Linked DNA regions of Homo sapiens: region 1 is linked to region 2. A link is a loop called in an ENCODE intact Hi-C map of the cell type or tissue named here. Cell type or tissue: CD4-positive, alpha-beta T cell. All regions are shown on one strand. Each heading gives the region's core, and the rest is flanking DNA. Links, peaks and the distances in the headings are about the cores only. Region 1 has its middle 230 kb from the start of MIR4689. Region 2 has its middle 120 kb from the start of MIR4689.

What was found. Peaks named below come from ENCODE experiments on the same cell type or tissue, not always from the same donor. Only the 100,000 strongest peaks of a DNase experiment are listed, where the experiment ranks them.
Region 1: a loop joins it to region 2, with 9 times the contacts of the local background. A loop is called at or near these places in 43 of 110 quality-filtered maps.

Annotation. Positions count from the first base shown.
Region 1 is chr1:5,632,058-5,643,037 of GRCh38, forward strand. No RefSeq gene overlaps it. Among named protein-coding and RNA genes, the nearest start is that of MIR4689, 230 kb to the right of the region's middle. In CD4-positive, alpha-beta T cell, for the core only: no CTCF peak of the experiment used is centred there; a DNase peak (open chromatin) is centred at 5,314; H3K27me3 peaks cover 2,319 bases.
Region 2 is chr1:5,739,970-5,750,949 of GRCh38, forward strand. No RefSeq gene overlaps it. Among named protein-coding and RNA genes, the nearest start is that of MIR4689, 120 kb to the right of the region's middle. RefSeq lists enhancers at 779-1,279, 1,280-1,780, 2,582-3,166, 5,829-6,625. In CD4-positive, alpha-beta T cell, for the core only: a CTCF peak has its summit at 6,010 (motif pointing left); a DNase peak (open chromatin) is centred at 6,012; H3K27me3 peaks cover 1,151 bases.

The sequences.
Region 1 (10,980 bases), core at 1,381-9,380, 110 kb before region 2:
CTGAGCCTCATCACTAGGAAGAATGATCCTTCACCATTCAGAAATACCCCTCCCATGGGGGCTGCTGCAGACACAGAAGGCAGCTGTCAATCATGATCACTATCCTTGGTGGGGAGGGTGAATGATGTGGCCCCAATAAGGGAACATTTGGAGATTGCAGGTAAGGACTGAGCCTGGGGTGAAAAGGGGGCTTCTGCTCTCTGAACTCTCCCAGGCCTCCCGGCTCTGCCCCAGGGGTCAGGAAATATCACTCCTCGGGACACAGGGAGAATATTGTCTCTGGATAATACAGTTCTAAAAGACAGCCCCTAGTTGGTCCCTCCCTGTGCCAGCACTGGGGCAGCAGCCTCTGAAAACAAATGAGTCATACCATGCAGGCTGCAATGGGGCCCGAAGGTGACAGGAACCAGGACTTTCCAGTGACTTTTATGTCCCCTTTCAGAATGGCTGTAAAGAAAACAAGACATAAAATGCCTCCCCTGTATAATTTGCTGGTTTATAGGTGGTTTCGTCACTTTTTAAATGGCTACCCAAGGTGCTCTTTACAGTCCCCTTATGACTGGTAATGAAAGCTCCAGGAAGAGCCCAGAGAGCCCAGGAAATAAGGAGGTTCCCACTCCCTGCTGCCCTGTGGCCAGGCGGCGGTGAGGGGCTGCAGGGTGGGCCCCGTCCTCAGGGCATGCAGTTCTGCTCACCCTGCATGCTGCCTGCAGTTCTGCTCACCCTGCATGCTGCCTGCAGTTCTGCTCACCCTGCATGCTGCCTGCAGCTTCTAATATACGGTCCTAGGGTTCAATCCGTTCCCATCCCACAAACCCCCAAAGGAAAGACAAATGAAGCACCCTCAAAGGTGAATTTAGACCTGAAAGGCTGTACACGTGTGAAGATGCACATCTATAAATACAGCAAGGCGGATAAAGAGATGGTGGTGGAGGCGGCACACACTCCATCCTGTGTCACCTTGGCTTCCTCCTCCTTCCTGACGCTCCGTGATGTGCCTCTTAGCACCTACACGAAGGCACCATCGTTTTGCTGATTTGGTGCTTGCGTAGTTATTTTTTATATATATAAATAGGGATGGAAATCATTGAAAAATTTTACTAGTAAGTAATTTAAATATTTAGGCCACTGGCAAGGATTTGTCATTATTTTTATGTTTATATTCATTTATTACTATATTAAATTTAACTTATTTTAATAGCAATTAAATTCAATTAATACTAATGTCTTGTGTCCCCAGATATATTAAATGGTAAACTATTAAATTACTTTTACATTTGAAAAAAGGGTCGGCTCATGGGAAGTTGCCAAAATAGCAGAGAGGTTCCAAGTCCCCTTCCCCCAGCTTTTCCAGCGGTTTCACTGTTGATCATTATAATCCAAAGCTCAGCACAGGAAACTAACACAGGTGCCATCTGCAGACCCTTACGAAGATCTCACCATTTTCTCCATACACTCTTGTGTGTGCATGTGTGTCTATGTGCACATGTGCACACATGCATATGTGTGTGCAGGTGTGTGTCTGTGTCTGTGTGCATGTGTGTGTCTGTATGTGCTTGTGCACACATGTCTATGTATCTGTAGTCATGTGTGTACATGTGTGTCTGTGTCTCTGTGTTTGCATGTGTATGTCTGTGTGTACTTGTGTGCAGATGTCTATGTGTATATCTGTATTCATGTGTGTACATGTGGGTCTGTATTTGTTTCTGTGTTTGCATGTGTGTGTCTGTGTGTGCTTGTGTGCAGATGTCTATGTGTATATCTGTATTCATGTGTGTACATGTGGGTCTGTATTTGTTTCTGTGTTTGCATGTGTGTGTCTGTGTGTGCTTGTGTGCAGATGTCTATGTGTATATCTGTATTCATGTGTGTACATGTGAGTCTTTATTTGTTTCTGTGTTTGCATGTGTGTGTCTGTGTGTGCTTGTGTGCAGCTATGTGTATATCTGTATTCATTTGTGTACCAGTGTGTCTGTATGTGTCTCTGTGTGTGCATGTGTGTGCATGTGTGTGCATGTGTGTGCCTGTATGTGCTTGCGTGCACATGTCTATGTGTATATTTATTCATGTGTGTGGACATGTGTGTCTATGTGTGTGTACGTCTCTGTGTCTGTGTACACATGTGTATATCTGTGTCAGCATGTCTGTGTATATGTGCTTATGTGTCTATGTGTATTTGTGTGTATGCACACACATGCATATCTCTGTGTTTGTACATGTGTGCCTCTATGTGTATCTCTGTGTGTGTATATGTGTGTGTGTGCATGTTTTTATCTATGTGTGTATGTCTGAATGTGTATGTGTCCGTCTTTACATATGTGTCTCTTTGTGTCTACGTGTGTCTCTGTGTGTACATGCATGTACCTGCATGTGTCTCCATGCATGTTCACATGTGTCTGTGTGTTCATGTTTGTATTTCTATACAATTTCATCATATGTGTAGACTGCTAGAACTGTCCCAGTGCAGCTACAGATGGTTTCATCACTCTAAGACTCCTCCTGAGACATCTGGCTGTACTTTGTGTGTTTGTTCACTCAGATGCCCTTGAGGACCCGCTCACCTGCCTACTCATACCACATGGCCAGCACTCATGTGGCGCTTCCGCAGGGCAGGGCCCACCATGTTTGTTGAATGAATGATCCTCTACTTAGACATGGACAATCTGAAGGTAACACTGTGAATGACAAGCCAGGTTCCTCCCAAGGCTGGTGCGTAGTGTGAGGCAAGGTGAGGGTGGATACTGGACTCCCTGACCTCAGAGCAGCCCCCCAAGGCCCATCCACTCCACCTCATCCCACCCCCATACAGGATACGACAAGAGGGACATTTCATGATTGGGGGACAATTTCCTAGGGCCAACTAACTCTCAGGTACAGAACATTACGATGACTTCCAAGTAACCCATCCCTCTGGGGGCCTCTGGGCTTCCGAAGAGTGATGAGGAGGAAGAAGTGCAGAGCCCTGCAGACAGCCTGTGCTCTGTTCCTAATAACTGCCCATCTCCACATTCCCAATCAAGCAGCCCCTGGGGAATGTCTTCAGAGCTGCTCTAGGTGGGGGTCCCATCAAAGCAGCACCACTTGGACCATAGTGTTGGAACCCCCAGACAAACATCACCCCTCCGGGCCTTTACCCAGGTCATCTGTAAGGGGACATAGCCCTCTTATCAGGGTCCTGGACCAGAATCCCTAGACATGGCCTGACCCTCTCAGTTCCGTTCCCCCCCTTTTCCTCCTTCTCCAGCCTGCCTACTACCCTGATTCCTGTCCCACTATGGCCTGGGCTTTCTCCAGCACCCAGAGACTGGGGTACATGGCTTTTCCCTGTGGCTCTCAAACCAGTTGATGGTTTTCAGATCTCCGTGGCCATCGTGTCCATGGCAACAGCAGCTTTCAGCTCTCCCACCTCAGTGGTTCTTTCTGATAATGGTTTCCAAAAGGTACAAAGACCACTGGCCTTTTCTGGGCCTCAAATGCCCCCTGAGATCCCAGCTGGGCCAGGCAAGCAGAGGCTACCCTTAGAGACACCATCCAGCCCGGGACCCTAAAATGCACCAAAGCTTGCCAGAAAAAAACGCCAGTCTCCAGGGTGAGGCAGTGCAGTGGGGGCTCCATCAGTGGGCAGGGGCTGGCTATTGGGATTTCCTCACTCCTGGTGGGAGGGAACAGATCTGGTCCTGATGGTCATTTCTAGGGTGGCCTCTTTGACTCTAGCTGCAGATGCCAGAGCTGAGAAAGAGCTAGACCCAAAGTGCCAAAAACATCAGTGAGGGTTCCCCTAAGTTCCACCCCTAGAGGAGGTCAGGGGCGATCTCTGATCTGCAGCCCACAGCTCTCTGCCCAGCCCCGACAATGGCACCTGACACCTGAAGCTTCGTGAGTGCTGAGACCACGTTCTGTTTGTGTTTGCACTCTTGTCACCCAGCCCCTCGTCGGATATTCACAACATTCAGAAAACTAGTTGTTGAATGGATGAAAGCATTAATGAGTCAACCAATTAGTGAATGAATTCACAGAACATTGGGACTAAAATGACCCCTGTGGATATTAAGTGGACATTGAGGCTGTCCCCCTACCCTCCACATCTCCCCTCCCCCGGACCCTTCACAAGAATTCCCAAGAACTTGATCTTCGCTATGTGGGAATCTCCAATCTCTGCAGGAGGGATTTGCTGCCTTCCTGTGACACTCACTCCATCCCGGGGACACTAAGCATTATAAAGCTATTCTTTATGCTAAGCCCAATCTAACGCATTCAGACTCAAAGCCACTGAAGTTCAGGGAAGACATAATTGTGTCGTTTGATTTGTTCACCAAAGAGCAGGTCAGATGGAAAGGTTACTGTCCTCTTAAAAATATTCTGACAACAAATTTTTTAAAATTTTAATGTTATCATTTTGCCTTTTTGGAGAAAGGGTTTCTATTTATCAGCGATGATTAAACACTTCTGAAATCTGGAATTACTGACTTTGACCTTTTCTTTATCGGCAGGTAATAAAACGAATGGGCAGATGACAGAAATGTAATTTGAGGATTACAAAATTTATGAGGAGGCAGCACATTGGGGAGGAAAGTGACTATGATTTGAGTGCTAGCAAGGGATGTGGAGAAAGGGAAGATTTAACCAAAATTGTTTCCTTGGACTCTCAGCTTTAGAAATGAAGATGTCAGTGTTTGTGCCCCATCCACTGCCCGGCGCAGTAAAGAAGAGCTCACTGGATGTTTGTGAATAAGGAAGGGGAGAGGGGAATGACCCCATTGTAGGGCAACAATGGAGAATAAATGAGATGATCCCCATAAAACATTGAGTTCAGACCCGACATGGATCCAGCATTCAGCAAATATTGGCTATTATTATTTTTATCACACCATCTCGTGAGTCTCATCATCTCATGAAATAGTGCATGAGAACAGGAATACTGTATGTAAACCATATGTGTGGTGCTGCTTCACATTCATCCTTTTGGTTCAAAACTGCAGATCCCTGATGCGAAGCTGGGCCCCTCTCTTATTCCTAATTTTGCATCCATCAGTGTTGTGGGTTACGTTGGGTCCCCCAAATGATGCGTTCAAGTCCTGACTCCTGGTAGCTGTGAATCTAATCTTATTAAGAAATAGGGCCCTGACAAATGTAATCAAATGAAGATGAGGTCACATTACAGTGGGGTGGGCCATAATCCAATGACTGTGGTCCTTATAAGAAAAGAAAAATTTGGACATAGGCGTAGAGACACGGAGGGGAGAAAGCCATGCAGAGAAAGCAGCAGAGATTGGAGAGATGTGGCCACAAGCCAAGGTATGCCAGGGGCTGCCAGCAGATGGCAGAAGTGGCAGAGGCAAGAAAGGATCTTCTCCTGGAGCAGCAGTCCTCAATCTTTTGGGCACTAGGGACTGGTTTTGAGAAAGACAGTTTTTCCACAGAGAGGTGAGGAGGGGTTGATTTTGAGATGATTCAAGCACATTACATTTATTGTGCACTTTATTTCTATTATTCTTACTTTCTAATACATAATGAAGTAATTCTATAACTCAGCATAGTGTACAATCAGTGGGAGCCTTGAGTTTGCTTTCCTGCAACTAGACAGTCCCATCTGGGGCTGATGGGAGACAGTGACAGATCATCAGGCATTACATTCTCATAAAGAGAGGTGTAACCTAGATCCCTCATATGCACACTTCACAGTAGGGTTCTTGCTCCTATAAGAATCTAATGCCACTGCTGATCTGACAGGAGGTAGAGCTCAGGCTGGTAATGTGAGCCATGGGGAGCAGCTGTAAATAAGATGAAACTTTGCTTGCTCACCCACTACTCCCCTCCTGCTGCGCAGCCCAGTTCCTAACAGCCCATGGACTGATGATACCTGTCCATGGCCTAGGGGTTGGGGACCGCTGCCCTAGAGCCTGCAGAAGCAGCACAGCTGTGCAGATACTCTGATTTTTGACTTCTGGCCTCCAGAACTGTGAGACAATAATTTCTGCTGTTTTAAGCCCCCCAGTTTATGGTTATTTGTTAGGACAGCCCTAAGAAATGAATACAACAGGTGCATTTGGCCCACAGGTATTGGTGTTTCCTATGTTCAGGTGCTCCGGTAAGCAGGACGCATACAGTCCCTGCCCTTGTGCTCATGTGTTGCCATGTGCCAGGCATACAGGGTCTCCCGATGGACACAAGAGACAAGGCCTCAGACATCACAGACCCCACAGCAGAGGGCAGGAAACCAGCACAAATACCCACGTGATTTGGGAAAAGTCCTGCCAGTAAGAAGCACAGCTGAGCTGTGATTGTGTCAGAGGCCGTGACTTAGAGGGGGATTCCATTAAGGAAACAGACCTGACTCTCAGCTGATGGAAGATGGGTGGGGCACATGGAGTTTATTCAGCTTGGTCAATAGGAAGATCTTGTGTTATGGGAAAGTCCATTTTTTTATTCCTTATAGTAAATTAGGGAAAGTAAGGCTCAACAAAGTCCCGTTAGCTTGTACAGAAACAAAAGATAGCGGGATTTTCCCCAGGGGCCTGGCACCAGGAGAGGGTCTCTCAGGAGGATGCTCCACACAGGTAATGAGGCGTTTATGTTTTCCAAAGCTGTAAACAACTTTGAGAAATACTGTTCACTTACGGCTGCAGTTGGAGCTGCATGGAAGGAGGCTGGCAACAGGGTGAGTGCTGTCCTTGTCCATTCTTAGAGAAACCAGGAGCCCTGAGAACCTGTGTCCAGCACAAAATGACTGACAGCTGGTCTCTCCAATCAGAAGATGGCTTCCCCACCCCCAGCACCTCCTGGGTCTCAGGGCGATTTCAGAGATGAACCTTTCTACCTTCTACCAGGTGGGTGGGTCAATGTGAAAGGGGCAACAGTTTTTAATTTGTAGGGTGAAGGTCAATATTAAAAACATGTTTTGCTGGCCATGCAAGGCTCTCCAAATATTATCTAACTTCGGGACCTGATCAGAGAAATGCCAGAAAGTCACCACTACTCTTGTGGAAAGCAGAAGAAGGAGGCTACCAGAGCGGGGACTATAGGAGCACTGACTTCGGGCCACCCTCTCCTGCAGCAGCTCTTCTGGAACACAAGCCTGGGAGCCTTGGCTGCACTGTCCTTGGTGAGCTGGGAAGTCCTGCTCCACGGGCCCCATCTGCTTTCTGGGTGAGCTTCTCATCACTGTTGTCACAGGATTCATAAAGCACACAGCTCAAAGGTTTCCAATGTGTAACACAATTTCTCCAGGCTCATTTAAATATTTCAAATCAGAAGGAGTTGGCTGTTACATTTCACCTCCCAAAGCTTAGTGAAACACATGGCCAGGCTCGTGACCATGCTGTCTTTGGCTACAGTGGCTCTGTTTCCAAGCAGATTTCTCTTATTCTTAGCCAGGAACCAGTGTCTCATGGCTTCAGGGCAGTAGACTCTGCTCCCAAGACCAGCCCAGGCAGGGGTCTCAGGTCATGGGGAAGTTGTGTGACCCTCAATCAGGACGGGGAGGGGAGGTAGGGACAAGATGGCATTGCTCAGGGGCGTACATGATTGACTCTACAGAGTGTTTGAGCACCTACTATGTGCTGGGCATGCCTTTGGGTGCTGCAGATGGAACAGTGAACAAAGCAAAGCCAGCCAGGCACAGTGGCTCATGCCTGTAATCCCAATACTTTGGGAGGCCGAGGCTGGCGGATCACTTGAGGCCAGGAGTTTGAGACCAGCCTGGTCAACATGGAGAAACCTCGTCTCTACTAAAAATTAGCCGGCATGGTGGCATGCACCTGTAATCCCAGCTACTTGGGAGGCTGAGGCACAAGAATCACTTGAACCTGGGAGGCAGAGGTTGCAGTGAGCTAAGATTGTGCCACTGCATTCCAGCCTGGGAGACAGAACAAGAGACTCTGGTTCAAAAACGAAAAGAAAAGTCCCTGTCCTCATGAAGCTTACCCTGGAGGATCAGTATCCTTGACATGGGAGCCATTTTAAATTAATGTAAAGGAAATCAATCTATATTACCCACCACAGAGCAGAAGGCATACCACATGATTTCTGCTGCTAAGACTAATGAGGGGTGAGCTTCAACCTCAAAAGCATTTCAAAATATTTGGAATGAGGGAGGGAATTATCTTTCTGTTTCTCACAAAGAAGCATGGATGGGTGTGTTGCTCTTATTGTCTACTTTGAATGGGCCATGCATGCATAAGGGACACGTGGCAATGGAACTGAAGGGAAATATGAAGAGGGAGCTCCTTGTGTGTTATTCTAGAGACAGACTGTGCCTCTGTAAGCCTGTATGCCTATGTGTGTGTCCCTCTTTAACACAAAAGGGGCCTGCCACAGGACACAGCATCTGTGAAGACTGTACTGGATCCATGTGTCTGGAGCTGCCTGTCTTTGCAGGCGGCAGAGTGAACCACCACAAGAATGTCAGGTAATGGATGGATCCAGCCCTCTTGTATTCATCCGTTCTCACACTGCTATAAAGAAATGCTTCCTGTGACCAGGCGCGGTGGCTCATGCCTGTAATCCCAGCAATTTGGGAGGCCAAGGAGGGCAGATCTCCTGAGGTCAGGAGTTCGAGACCAGCCTGGTAAACATGGGGAAACCCCGTCTCTACTGAAAATACAAAAATTAGCTGGGCGTGGTGGCCCAGCTACTCAGGAGGCCGAGGCAAGAGAATCACTAGAACCCAGGAGGCGGAGGTTGCAGTGAGCCGAGATCACTCCACTGCACTCCAGCCTTGAGGACAGAGCAAGACTCCATCTCAAAATAAATAAATAAATAATAAAAGAAATGCCTCCTGAGACTGGGTCATTTATAAAGAAAAGAGGTTTAATTGGCTCACAGTTCCACAGGCTGTACAGGAAGCATGGCTGGGGAGGCCTCAAGAAACTGTCAATCATGGCGGAAGGCAAAGGGGAAGCAGACAGGTCTCACATGGCTGAAGCAGGAGGAAGACGGGGCAAGGAGGTGCTGCACACTTGTAAACCACCATCTCTCATGAGAACTCTACCACAACACGTCACTAGGGGGAGATTAAACCATCAGAAACTGCCCCCATGATCCGATCACCTCCCACCATGCCACTTATCCAACATTGGGGATTACAATTCCACATGAGATTGGGTGGGGACTCAGATGCAAACCATATCACTGCCACTGGTGGACATTTGGATCTTTCTATGTTCTGCTACCCTGAGCGATGCTCCCGCAGGTGCTCCAGCAGGTGTGCCTGTCTCTGTGAGCACGCACAAATCATCTGTATGATCAGCTGCTAGATGCAGACTTGCTTAAACAAAGGGTGTGTGCATTCTTACATTTGGACAGATCTCAGAAAATTGTCCTCCCCCCCAAAAAAGTTATTCCAATTTACATTCCCACCAGAAGAAGAATTATTTTCTTACTGTCTTTGTCAATCTGATGGATCGAAAAAGTGCTCATCACAGAGGCCTCAGAAATAACGCCACACATCTACAACCATCTGATCTTTGACAAACCTGACAAAAACAAGCAATGGGGAGAGGATTCCCTATTTAATAAGTGGTGATGGGAAAACTGGCTAGCCATATGCAGAAAGCTGAAACTGGATCCCTTCCTTATACCTTATACAAAAATTAACTCAGGATGGATTAAAGACTTAAACGTAAGACGTAAAACCATAAAAACCCTAGAAGAAAACCTAGGCATTACCATTCAGGCCGTTGGCATGAGCAAAGACTTCATGACTAAAATATCAAAAGCAATGGCAACGAAAGCCAAAATAGACAATTGGGATCTGATTAAACTAAAGAGCTTCTGTACAGCAAAAGAAACTATCATTAGAGTGAACAGGCAATCTACAGAATGGGAGAAAAATTTTGCAATCTAGCCATCTGACAAAGAGCTAATATCCAGAATCTACAAAGAACTTAAACAGATTTACAGGAAAAAAAACAAAAAACCCCATCAAAAACTGGGCGAAGGATATAAGGAAGCCAAAGGAAGACATTTATGCAGCCAACAAACATGAAAAAAAGCTCATCATCACTGGTCATCAGAGAAATGCAAATCAAAACCACAATGAGATACCATCTCACACCAGTTAGAATGGCGATCATTAAAAAGCCAGGAAACAACAGATGCTGGAGAGGATGTGGAGAAATAGGAACACTTTTACACTGCTGGTGGGAGCGTAAATTAGTTCAACCATTGTGGGAAACAGTGTGGCGATTCCTCAAGGATCTAGAACTAGAAATACCATTTGACCCAGCCATCCCGTTACTGGGTATATACCCAAAGGATTATAAATCATTCTACTATAAAGACAAATGCACATCTATGTTTATTGAGGCACTGTTCACAATAGCAAAGACTTGGAACCAACCCAAATGCCCATCAATGATAGACTCAATTAAGAAAATGTGGCACATATACACCATGGAATACCATGCAGCCATTGAAAAAAAAGGATGAGTTCATGTCCTCTGCAAGGACATGGATGATGCTAGAAACCGTCATCCTCAGCAAACTAACACAAGAACAGAAAAACAAACACTGCATGTTCTCACTCATAAGTGGGAGTTGAACAATGAGAACACATGGACACAGGGAGGGGAACATCACACACCGGGGCCCATCGAGTGTGGGGGGCTAGGGGAGGGATAGCATTAGGAGAAATACTTAATGTAGATGAGGGGTTGATGGGCGCAGCAAACCACTATGACACGTGTATACTTATGTAACAAACCTACATGTTCTGCACATGTATCCCAGAACTTAAAGTATTAAAAAGAAAAAAAAAGGAAAAAAAAAAAGCATATTGTGTATGCCAAGATAAGCCTTTGAAAAACACTGGGCTACAACAATGAATTAGATATCTGCCCTCAAAGCACTTTTATATGCTAAACATAAACCACAAACATTTACTGGACGCATACTATGTGCAGAGTAAGTTAATCCAAAAGAGGGAATAATCATTTGAATTTCAATATGAAAAAAAGAAAAACACTGATTGCAAAGGCATAG
Region 2 (10,980 bases), core at 1,744-9,743:
AGCAGCTTTGAGGGGCAGGAGGCTGAGCTTCCAGTGTCTCTGAAGGAGGGGGAGAAGCATCATGAGTCTTGCACAGTGGAATGACTAGCGTTTCTTGCCCTACCAGTTAAATAGGAGGGCAAGAGAATAATTCTGTCCAAGCATAGGAATGGGTGTGGTATCCTGGTGAGGAAAAGACCTGAGACAAAAAACCAAAATGATTACAGAAGCCAAGCTAAAGCAGTTAAGTCTCCCTAAATCTTTGTGTCCAGAGACAAAAGGTGTGTGGCCAAAGAATGGAAATTTAACTAGACAGAAAGCAGTTACCCTTCAAAGGCACACCAGTGACCACAAGACTTCCTTGAGGCTCAGAGGAGATGGTTTTAAAACAAACCACAGAATACTTGATGTTCCGCCCATGAGAAAGGGAATACCAATGGGAACCCAAAAAGATTCCAGAGATGCTAAGATTTCTGGATGGGGGGAAGGGAAGTCCGTGATACAGACATTTGGGTAAATCCCTAATTTTCCAGGGTCAACATCTTGGAAGACAATTTCCACAGGCTTCTCAACCAGGTTTCTCATCTGGACTGCTGACACAAAAATGATGTAAGTGACTATTTTCTCAATTGTCCCAAATAGCTAGAACCATTCTGGATGCAAAGGAGAGAAGTTGATTCATCGCAACAACAGATGCTGTCGGCCCTTCGGGCTGAATTCCCGGGACCCACATCTCATCCTGCTTGTCAAACCTCTTGATTCAGTGAATCCCTGGTTCATTCAGAAAACAAAACTCATCACTTTCAAAGCCAAAGAATCATCATGAGGAAGCTTCATGTAAATTTCCAAAATGTAAAAGAAAATATTCCAAGAGCACTGGTCTTCGAAACAGACCGCGGAGGGTTAAAAGCCAAGGCCTCCTCCCACAAATAAAAGAAACCCAAAATGTTCTACCTGTTTTATCTAAACAACGACGCAATAAACAGCTTGAAAACTTATCAGGTATTGAGAAATACGTGGTTTATCAAGGAAACCCAAGATAAGAGGAAGGCAGAGAAACAACCGCGGTCAACAAGCAGGGGCTGTGGCGCCCTGGGGGCTCCGCAGTGGGTTCCTCGGGCTGAGCACTGAACGTCAGCACTGCCTGGGGGAAGCTCGTTGACTACAGCATCTTAGGCCCCACCGAAGAGAGGTTGGAGATGCAGCCAAGGATGGCATAATTGTAACAAGTTCCCCAGCTGATCCTTATAAAGAGGCAGATTTGGGAACCGCCACTGCCACCCAGCACAAATTCAGTCCTGACTCCCTTCCTGGGGCTTCAGAAGGCAGGAGCTCTTCCCAAGGACGCTGCCCAGCTCCACCTGGAGCCAGGTGAGGGTCCAGAGGCACAGCGCCCAGCCCTTGTCTCACAAATGTACTACATACACATGTGCACACACACACATTAATGTACATATGCATACATGTGTATTCATGTGTATGCACACATGTGCACACATACACATACGTACACACGTGTGCACACATGCATGTACAAATGTACTTCCACACACACGTGCATGTCAGCACACATATGCACACATACAAATGCACACGCACACATGCCAGCACACACCATGCATGCCCAGGCACAATCCTCCATTCCTGAGGTGAGGAGGAAGTTGGGGAGTTCTGGCAAAACCATCCGCCTCCTCACCGGCTTCCTGCCAGGCCAGGGGAAGGGCTCTCTGGTTCTGCGCTCCTTTGGTGATGAGCAACCAGCCCCTTCCCCAGATGAGCCCATGCCTCACATAAGCCTGGGAGCTCAGGTGGGCTTGCACAGGTGCCCAGGATCAACTTCAACTGCTGCTCTGAGCTGTGCAGGGCCTGATGAGGTCATAGGAGGATTGACTGGGGACTGGGGGAAGTGGGCAGCAGGGGCAGTGGGGTCAATGCCCCTCAGAATATCTCTGGCTCCGTCCACAGCAGTGTGGGCCCCACTGATGTGCCCACCTCTTGCCTGGGCAGGGGGGTGCTTCTGGCTCATGGACACCTTGGAGAACCTCAAGAGTCACCCCATCTCTGTCCCTTTGGTTTCCTGGATGAGGCAGACAGCATGCCCCTGCACATACCTGTCTGCCCTGAGCCCACTCCTCACCTTCCCACCTGGCCCTGACGGAGGAACAAGCTGAGCTGGAAGCTGCACCTCAGGCTTTGGAGTCCCTCAAGAGACCTCACCCCTGCTGCAGGTCCCTAGTCCAGGGAAGAGGGATGAGCCCATGGGGCCAACCCAGGCCCCCGCCCCACCCTACCACCCACTTCCTGATGTGCCCGGTGCTGTTTGGGCCCCAGGGAGGAGGAGGAGCTCCTTGAAAACAGTGGTTACGGCTCCCGTCACCCACGACGTGGGACTTTGGACAAGTTATGTATGCCTGGCGCCTCACCTGTCTGCTGGGCGCCTCACACCTGCCCACAGGGCCTCCATGAGGATAATGTGAGGAGCTCCATGCGCTGCCTGGCACAGGGGGAGCCTCATAATGGGTGAGGTCATTGTAAGAATTAAATAATGGAAACACACACACAACTCTCCCTCTCAAATAAGCACAGCAAAAAAACACAAAAGCAGTCCAAGCTTCTAATAAACTCTCCCACCCTAAATCCTTAAAAACTCTCAGTCCATAAAAGAGTGCGCTCTGACCTAACTCAGCCAGCCGCCCCTCTCAGGTTTGTTTAAAATAAACCTGTCCCTGTTGACTGTACAGCCACCCTTCGTGTTTCTCTCCTCTTTCTTTAATTATTACAGTCATAGTCTCTTGCCGGGCAAGACAGGCATGTGTCTTCAGGAAACAACATGTGTGCTGGGTAGTGTGACTTCCCCGAGTGCAGGAGCAGTGACCCAGTCCCCTTCTCCCCACAGCGCCACCTCAGTCCCTCAGTCACATCTAGGTGGCTTATCTTCAGCAAGGTGTAAACTGGCCACAACCACCAGCCGCTGAGGACCCCTCTCCCCTCTTGAGAGATGTCAGGGTCCCTTTCCCAGCGCCCCTGGCTGTGCAGCCCTGACGTCCCCGCTCACAGCAGGATGCCCACCACGGCCCCATCAGCCAGGCTCCTGGCCTTCACCAACCACCCAGCCGGGCTGGCTCTGTGACGTCAGCAGCGAAGAAGACACAGTCCCTGAACGTGGAATCACAACTGAGAGGGAGGGACCACTGGCCACGTGGGCTGCCTGTGGCCCCTCAGAGCCCTCAGCACCCGCGGCATTTCCAAGCAAGTCTGGCTATAGCAGTTGGAAGCTATGCTCTGCCTAGCCCATCGCATGACCCCTGGAGGGGCTGCCCCCTCCTCAGCCAACTCAAGGCAGGCTGGCACCTCCCTCCAAGGCTCCTGCCCTCCAAATCCAAGGACACTGCTTCCTGGGAAGGACAGGACCTGCTCATCCCCTCCCCATGGAGGGGGCTTGAGGAGCCAGGTGTCTAGAAGGGGCTGAGGCTTCTCAAAGCTGGCACTGACTCCTCCAGATGAGCTCCCCTCTCTTGCTGCCTCCCCTCAGTGCAGAGGTGCAGGGGTGGTGAGGAGATCACAGGCTCACAGAGAGCCCAGCCGACAGCCCCTTCGTCAGCCCCTGCACATTGCGGATCACATCACGGGTGCAGAACATGAAGCTCTGTTCAGGGAGGCATTCCTCGCCTAGCAGCAAAGGCAAGCCCGTCCCCCAGGTGTGGATGCAGGGTCCTGGGGCAGCCTCCCCGTCTCCCTGCCCATGTGGTCCTAGGCACTGTGCATCCATTTTTGCTACCCACCCTAGCCCTGGGGAAAGGAGACCTGGACCCAGCCAACGACCACCGTCCCCAAGCCCTGAGGTGGCCCAGGCCTGGGTGCTGGACCCCAGCAAGGCTGGTCCCACCCTTCCATGAGATCTGCTGTGTCCACACTACCAGCAAGAAGCTCTGCCCCTTTACAGAAGACATCCAGCTCCAGCCCAGCCACAGGGCTCCAAACACTTTTCTGGAGAAAGTCGGGCCTGCCACGCTCACAGAGCCCAGATCCAGCTCTGAGTGAAGCTGGCTGGGCCTCGACCCTGGGTAACTGGGCCCCAGCGCAGAGTCTCCATGTGCACCTGGGGGGGTGTTCTTTTTTTCTTTCTTTTTCTTTCTTTATTCTTCCCTCCCTCCCTCCCTTCCTCCCTCCCTCCCTTCCTTCTTCCCTCCCTCCCTTCCTTCTTCCCTCCCTCCCTCCCTTCCTCCCTCCCTCCCTTCCTCCCTCCCTCCCTTCCTTCTTCCCTCCCTCCCTCCCTTCCTTCTTCCCTCCCTCCCTCCCTTCCTCCCTCCCTCCCTCCCTTCCTCCCTCCCTCCCTTCCTTCTTCCCTCCCTCCCTTCCTTCCTTCCTCCCTCCCTTCCTTCCTTTCTCTCTTTCTTTCTTCCATGTATTTATTTAATTTTACTCACGCTACTTTGACCCTTTCAACTGAAAAAAGTCCCAGCCAATCCCCACATCCAAGAGCCGGCCCTCCTTCCAGGAGCTCCCAGTGCTGACACGGGGGTAGGCCTGATGCTGACTGCATCTGGAATTCAGAGAAGCCAGAGGTCAGAGTGAGCCCCCAGCTCTGCTTCCAGCTCAGCCCCTCCCTGGACCTCAATTAACCCCAGGCCTGAGCTGAGTTTAGAATCCTGTAGCCTGTCTGAGATTCAGCTTTGATGACCAACTCAAGCCCCCAACACACACGCACGCTCACAGATACAGAGTCACTGGCACAGAGACACACACACGTACACACAAAGAGACACACAGACACACACAGGAAAAGACACACAAACTGAGAAAGCGACACAGATACACACAAACACACAGACACACACAGAAATACACACAGACACACACAAGCACGACACATACACAGATACACAGAAAAAGACATACAGACACACAGACAGACACACAGGAACACAGAGAGACACACACACAGATACACACAGAGACAACACACAGGCACACACACATCTGTGACGCTCTGAAGACTCAGGCAGGGCTGTCCGTCACCCAGCACAGCCTCATCCTGCCAACCAGGCTGGACAGGGCCCCTGAGGCCATTGCGGGGGCAGAGCAAGTTTGCACGGGGAAACCCACGTTCGTTCCCTCATAACGCTGGCTGCAGCATCCCAGGCAAAGGCTTCCCAGGCTGAAGGGGGCTCCGTGCAGGAGGAGGGGCCCCCACATGCCACCCCATGCCCCACTTTCCTCCCTCTCTCTTCCCACCTGCCACCTCCGGCTCCGCGGCAGGGAGTTCTGGTAACAGCTAGACACACGGGCAGAAACCCACAAAAAGACTCACACACGTGTGTGTGTATTCCAAGGAAGAAGTGAAAGCTCTGCTCCCGTTGCCATGGCAACCCCACCCGGAGCTACAGCAAGAGCTTTAATTGGCAGTACTTATTTGGCTGAAACCCCAAGAATAATCAACAGGAGATTAGAAACATTAAAAACCAGCAGGAGCATCCTGGAGAAGACGATGACAGACAGGACGATCCCCCTGAAAACTCTATTGATGACAGTAATGACAATTGTACGGTTTATTGCGTGACCGTGTCACGCCAGCCTGTGCTAAGTTCTTTGCATGTGTTATTTCGTTGGATCCTTCCAACAGCCCTTTGATCATTTCTCCCATTTTGCAGATGGAAAGTTCTCTGAGGCTCAGAGAGGTAAAGGAAGTGGCCCAAGGCCACACAGGATTTAAAGACTGCTTGGAATGACTCCGAACGCCACCTTGGTCATGACGGTCATGAGCACTGAGCTTTGCCTGGGGTCCCCCAGAAGGCACCAGCGTCAGCAACTGGGACCCCTGTAGCTCTTCCAAGGCAGCTGACACCCCCTATGCCCCCAGTGGCTAAAGACCACAGCTCAGCCAGCCAGAGGGCCTGGCCAGGGTTGACCTCCAAGACACCAGCCAATGCCTGCGTCCAGGTTGCTGCCAGCTTTACCCCTCAGAACTCCCGTCCCTGCCGCTCCTCCGGCCACAGCATCCACCCTGCAACCCGCCATGGGCCTGCTGACCCCTGGTGGCAGCCATGGGGCATGGCACCAAGACGTGGACTTAACTCCCAGACCCTAAGGAGGAGGGCGCTGGTCCAGGAGCTCCCCATGCTTGGGAGAGCCCCTGCGAAGGGTTCTGGGGGGGGCCAGAGCCAGGCAGGCAGGGCAGCGTGGCCAGCACCCAGCACCTTTTGCAGGCGCTCAGAAGGGAAGAGGGGGCTCCGGGAAAGGCTGCCCTGTAGTTGCTCCCTTTTCTGCTCAGGCAGCAGCTGACAGGGGAGGCCAGTTAGCACCAGGGATCCTCTGGCCATGACAGTCCTGCCACCAACGACAAGCAAGTGAATGAGGACTGTCCTGCCCAGAGCCCAGCCAATCGGCACTGCAGACAAGGGACGCTGACCTGGACTGGGTCCCTGGCCAGGTCCTAGACCTGGAAGGGCTCTGCCATCCCATTCACAGCCCCCAGGCCACTGATGGCAGCACCTGGACCTTGGACCCTGGACCCTGAGCCCTGGTCTCAATCATGACGTCTGTGCCGGTGCTGTCTGAGCGTGGCTCCCCGGGGAGCCAACATCGCACCAAGTGCCAGGACCTCCGGCTTTGTCTGTTGCATGATTTCTGGGAGCAAACAGCCTGCAGCCGCTGATCAGCAGCCATTGGACAGGCACGGAGCAGACCCCACCACGACGGCAGCAGCAAGTGGGCTTCCCAGGCTTCCCAGGCTTCCCAAACGTGTATCCACTAAACAATTTAAATTGCCTTTTTTTTTAAGCAACTGGCATTTACTCTGTTGGCATCTTATTAAACTTCCCCCTCTTGAGCTCCTCAAATATGCAAGTCACTGTCATTCCAAATAAGGGGACTAACAGTTGAAATGGTGAGGCAGCGGTGTGCACTGTGACCCGCCTTCCCGGGAAAGTCAGAGCACAGAAGCGGGGTGAGGACCGCACCTGCCAAGCTGCCGGTCAGGAGCACACCAGGTGCAGCAGCCGGCTTGCTCCTCTGCCTCCCTGAGCGGCAGCCCAGACCTGAGCCAGCAGAGGAGCTCGGGGTGGATCTGTGCAGGGCTCAGCAGGACCACGCTGCCCACCTGGTGCTGGGGCTGAGTAGTTCCAGTGTGGGGCCAAGGCCCCTGCTGGAGGAAGCCATGGGCCATGATCTTCCACAGGGTTCTAAGACCACATGGGGTAACATCAGCAGGGAACTCTGAGGAGACCAGAGACATCTGAGGAGGCCACTCCCTTACCCAGATGTGAGGAGCCAGGGCCACCTCTGCCACGGGCCTGCCTTTAGGAAGCAGCACTCAGTGACCCAGTGAATTGGATGGGGACCAAGGGCTCCCTCTGCCCCTTCTCACATCCCTAACAGAGAAGTCAGGTAACCTGACACAGCCTGTCCCCTCTCACTGGCCTGTGTGCAATCCAGGGGGCACAGAGAAAGAAGAACCAAAGGCTCTGGGGCTCAGAAAGCTTCAAGCCCCTATGCAGGCCTGGAAGTGCCAAGGCAGAGCCTCTTCTCCAAGCAAGTGCAGAGAAGGCTGTGCAATAGACTGACAGCAGGAAGGGAGGAAGGAGGGGGGAGGAGGGAGGAGGGCAGAAAGGGAGGGAGGAAGAACGGTAGGAGGGAAAGAGGACAAAAGGGAGGGAGGGAGGAGGAGAGGAAGGGAGGAGCAGAGGGAGGGAGGAAGAGAGGGAGGGAGGAGAGGGAGGGAGGAGGAGAGGGAGGAAGGAGAGGGAGAGAGAGGGAGAAAGAGAGGAGGAAGAAGGAGATGGAGGAGGGAGAAAGGAAGGGAGGGAGAAAGGGAGGAGGGAGGGAGGGAAGGAAGGAGGGAGGGAGAGAGAAAGGAGAAAGAGGGAGGAAGGGAGGGAGGAATGGAGGGAGGGAGGAGGGAGGGAGGAGGGAGAAGGGAAAGGGGAGGGAGGCAGGAGGGAGAAAGGAAGGGAGGGAGAAAGGGAGAGGGAGGAGGGAAGCAAATGGGCGTTGGAGTCAGAAGAGCCTGGAGTAAACCTAGCCCTGCTGTCTACAAGTCGTACCACTTTGGGCAGGTTCCTTACCTCTGGCCTCCCTTTCCCCACATGTAAAATGGGCTCGGTAGCAGCTCTTCCCTGGCAGGGCTGTTGGGGAACGAAGCGGGGCTGTGTGACATCAAGTGCTCAGCACAGCGCCTAGCACAGCGCTCAACAGTTACTCCCTTCCTGCTCGGTGTCCATTCAGGGCCCCCCTTTCCCCTCCAGGTGATGCGTGCTCAGCGGGTGAGGCCTGTGAACCCCTGGGGACCTAGAGAGGCCAGACAGTGTTCACAGGACCCCGGAATACTGAGCGAGAGGCTACAGTGTCCTGGAGAGCCAAGGGCCAGGGCCAGAATCACTCGTGCTGGGGAGAGCTCCCTGTGCACGCTGAAGACAAGGGAGCGTGCAGTTGGCCCTGGGCTCACATGCTAGTCCCCAAGTGGCAAGTCTTCCAAATGCAGCAAAGTCCCCTATGTGGCCAGAAAGTCCCCAACAGCACAGCACTAAGGAGCTCAGAACCTGAACCCGAGGACCGTTCGCCCCTCGAGGTGGATGAATGACTCCCATGGGCAGAAGACCAAGTGGGAGCCTCTGGGAGTCTGTCCGTGGAGTCCTGGGCTGATCCGCAGGGCCGTCGATTCTGTCTGATGCCTGCAGAGAGGGGCCTGGGCAAGATCCATGTTCTTGAGCAATGGACATTGTCCTCTCTGGCTCCAGCAGTGCCCTCGCCCAGCCCCAGCAAGACTCACAACTGCAGTGTGGACAGAGATAATAGCTGCGGTTCACGGAGGGCTGCAGCCACCTCACTTCATCCTCCATGAAGCCCACGTGAGCCGGCAGCACTGGGGTTCATATTGGCCCTTTCTTACAGATGAGAACATGATCGCCACTGGGAATTCAAACAACTGCCCAGCCCTGCACCTTCAGGAGCAACTGCCCCATGGTGCAAACTCAGACCCTCCTCAGCCCAGCGTCTCTGGCCTTTGCCTGGGAGAAGGGCCTCGGGTACTCCCAGTCCTGCAGGCTGGGGCTGTCCTCCAGCAAAACCAATTACTGGGAGACGTCTCTGGACCTGGGATGGGCACTGCCAGGAGGGAAGGCGGGGGCCGCCAGCAGGAACACGGAGCTGCCAATGCACCAGGATTGGGACAGGGTGCCAGGGGCCAGTCCCTCCCTCCCATGGTGTCCTGGGCCCCTGCCACAGCAACCAATGTCCATCAAGCCGAGCACAAACACCACGTGGGTGGGGACGTCACAGGCCCAAAAGCTCCCGAATCCACGGGAGGAAGGAGTGGACCCCACACAGCCCATCAATGTGCCGGCCCCTCAGGGCACAGCCTCATGGCTCAGTCACTCAGCCCAAGGTACGGCAGCTGGGCACCTAACAACACTCCATGGGCATTTATTGAGCACCTGTGGTATGCCAGGTGCATGCGTCAGAGGGAGCCATGAATAGCACAGACTAGATCCCTGCCTTCCAGGGGCTCCTGGCCCTGGAGGAGATGCACAGTGAAGAGAAGAGGAAGAGATGAGGAGAGCAACGACCCACAGAAAGGGTAGGGCAACAACCCCAGAGAGAGGGCAGTGCCGCTCTCAGTACGTGGAGAGACAAAGAGATGGGAGACAGAGAGACAGACAGACAGAGAGAGATGGAGAGACACAAAGAGACAGAGACAGACAGAGAAACAAGGAGACACAGAGAGACAGACACAGAAACAGAAAGAGATGGGGAGACACAGAGAGACAGAGACAGAGAGACAAAGAGGCAGACAGAGAGACAGACAGAGACAGAAACAGAGAGAGACACAGGGAGATACAGAGAGACAGAGAGAGATACACAGAGAGACAGAGAGATACAGAGAGACACAGAGAAACACAGAGATGAGAGACTCTATCTCTCCCTCTGTGTGTATGTCTCTGGAGAGATAGATACAGAGAAAAACAGACACAGAGAAACAGAGACAGAGAGATATGAGACAAACACAGAGGGAGAGACAGAGAGATGCAGAGACAGACAGAGGAAGAGACAGAGACAGACAGAGATGGAGAGACACAGAGACAGAGACACAGAGAAAGAGAGAGAGATGGAAAAAGAGATAGAGACAAACAGACATAGAGACTGTAAGGTAGAGACAGAGACATAGACAGAGAGAAACAGATAGAGAGATACAGATACAGAAACAGAGGGAGACACAGCTAGAGATAGAAACAACGAGAAAGAGAGAAAGAGACATAGATAGAGACAGAGACACACAGGAGAGGGCCCAGTTTGGGATGGGCAGTAGGGGTCAGATGGGGCCAGCACTGGCGGCATCTCTGCACCCACCCGCAGCCTGCGGCTGACCGCTGCTCAGTCCTGGCCTCTGGAGACAGCCCTTCACTGTCTGGGGTGTGGCTACCCCCAGGTCCAGGTTAAAATTTTCCTCCAGCAGTGCATCCCAGCTATCGTGGCCTCTGCATTCCAGGATCTCCCTCCAGTCCCCGCTCTGTGCCTAGAGGGCCCCAGCTCTTGTTCACCAGCTGGCCCCAGAGAGGCTCATGTGTTGAGACCTGGGCCTGGCCTGCCTGGAACTCCATCTTCTGTTTGTCTGTCTGTCTGTCTGTCTGTCTGTCTCTCTGCCTGTCTGTCTCTCTGCATTGCAGACTTCCTTGCCTCCCCCTCCCCAGAGTCTCCCCTCGTCCCCATGGAGCCCTGTCCTGTGGCTAAGGCGGCACTTCCTTCCTTCCTGTGGAGGGAGGGGGCTGTGGCGGAATCCCATGCCCCCACCTGCCCCTGGAGACTGGGACTCTTCTCCTTTATGTCTTGAAGCAAACAAGAGAGACCCCCACCCCACCAGGGCCCAACAGTGGTTGTGGCAGTCCCTGCCCCTGGTTTCTGACGTGACCCTCGTGGCTCTGCCCCCACTCTGGGCTCTGTCTCCCAATGCTGGGCCTGTGACAGCTGAGGCCCCCTCAGAAAAAGGGCAGCCCAGACTGAGATCCC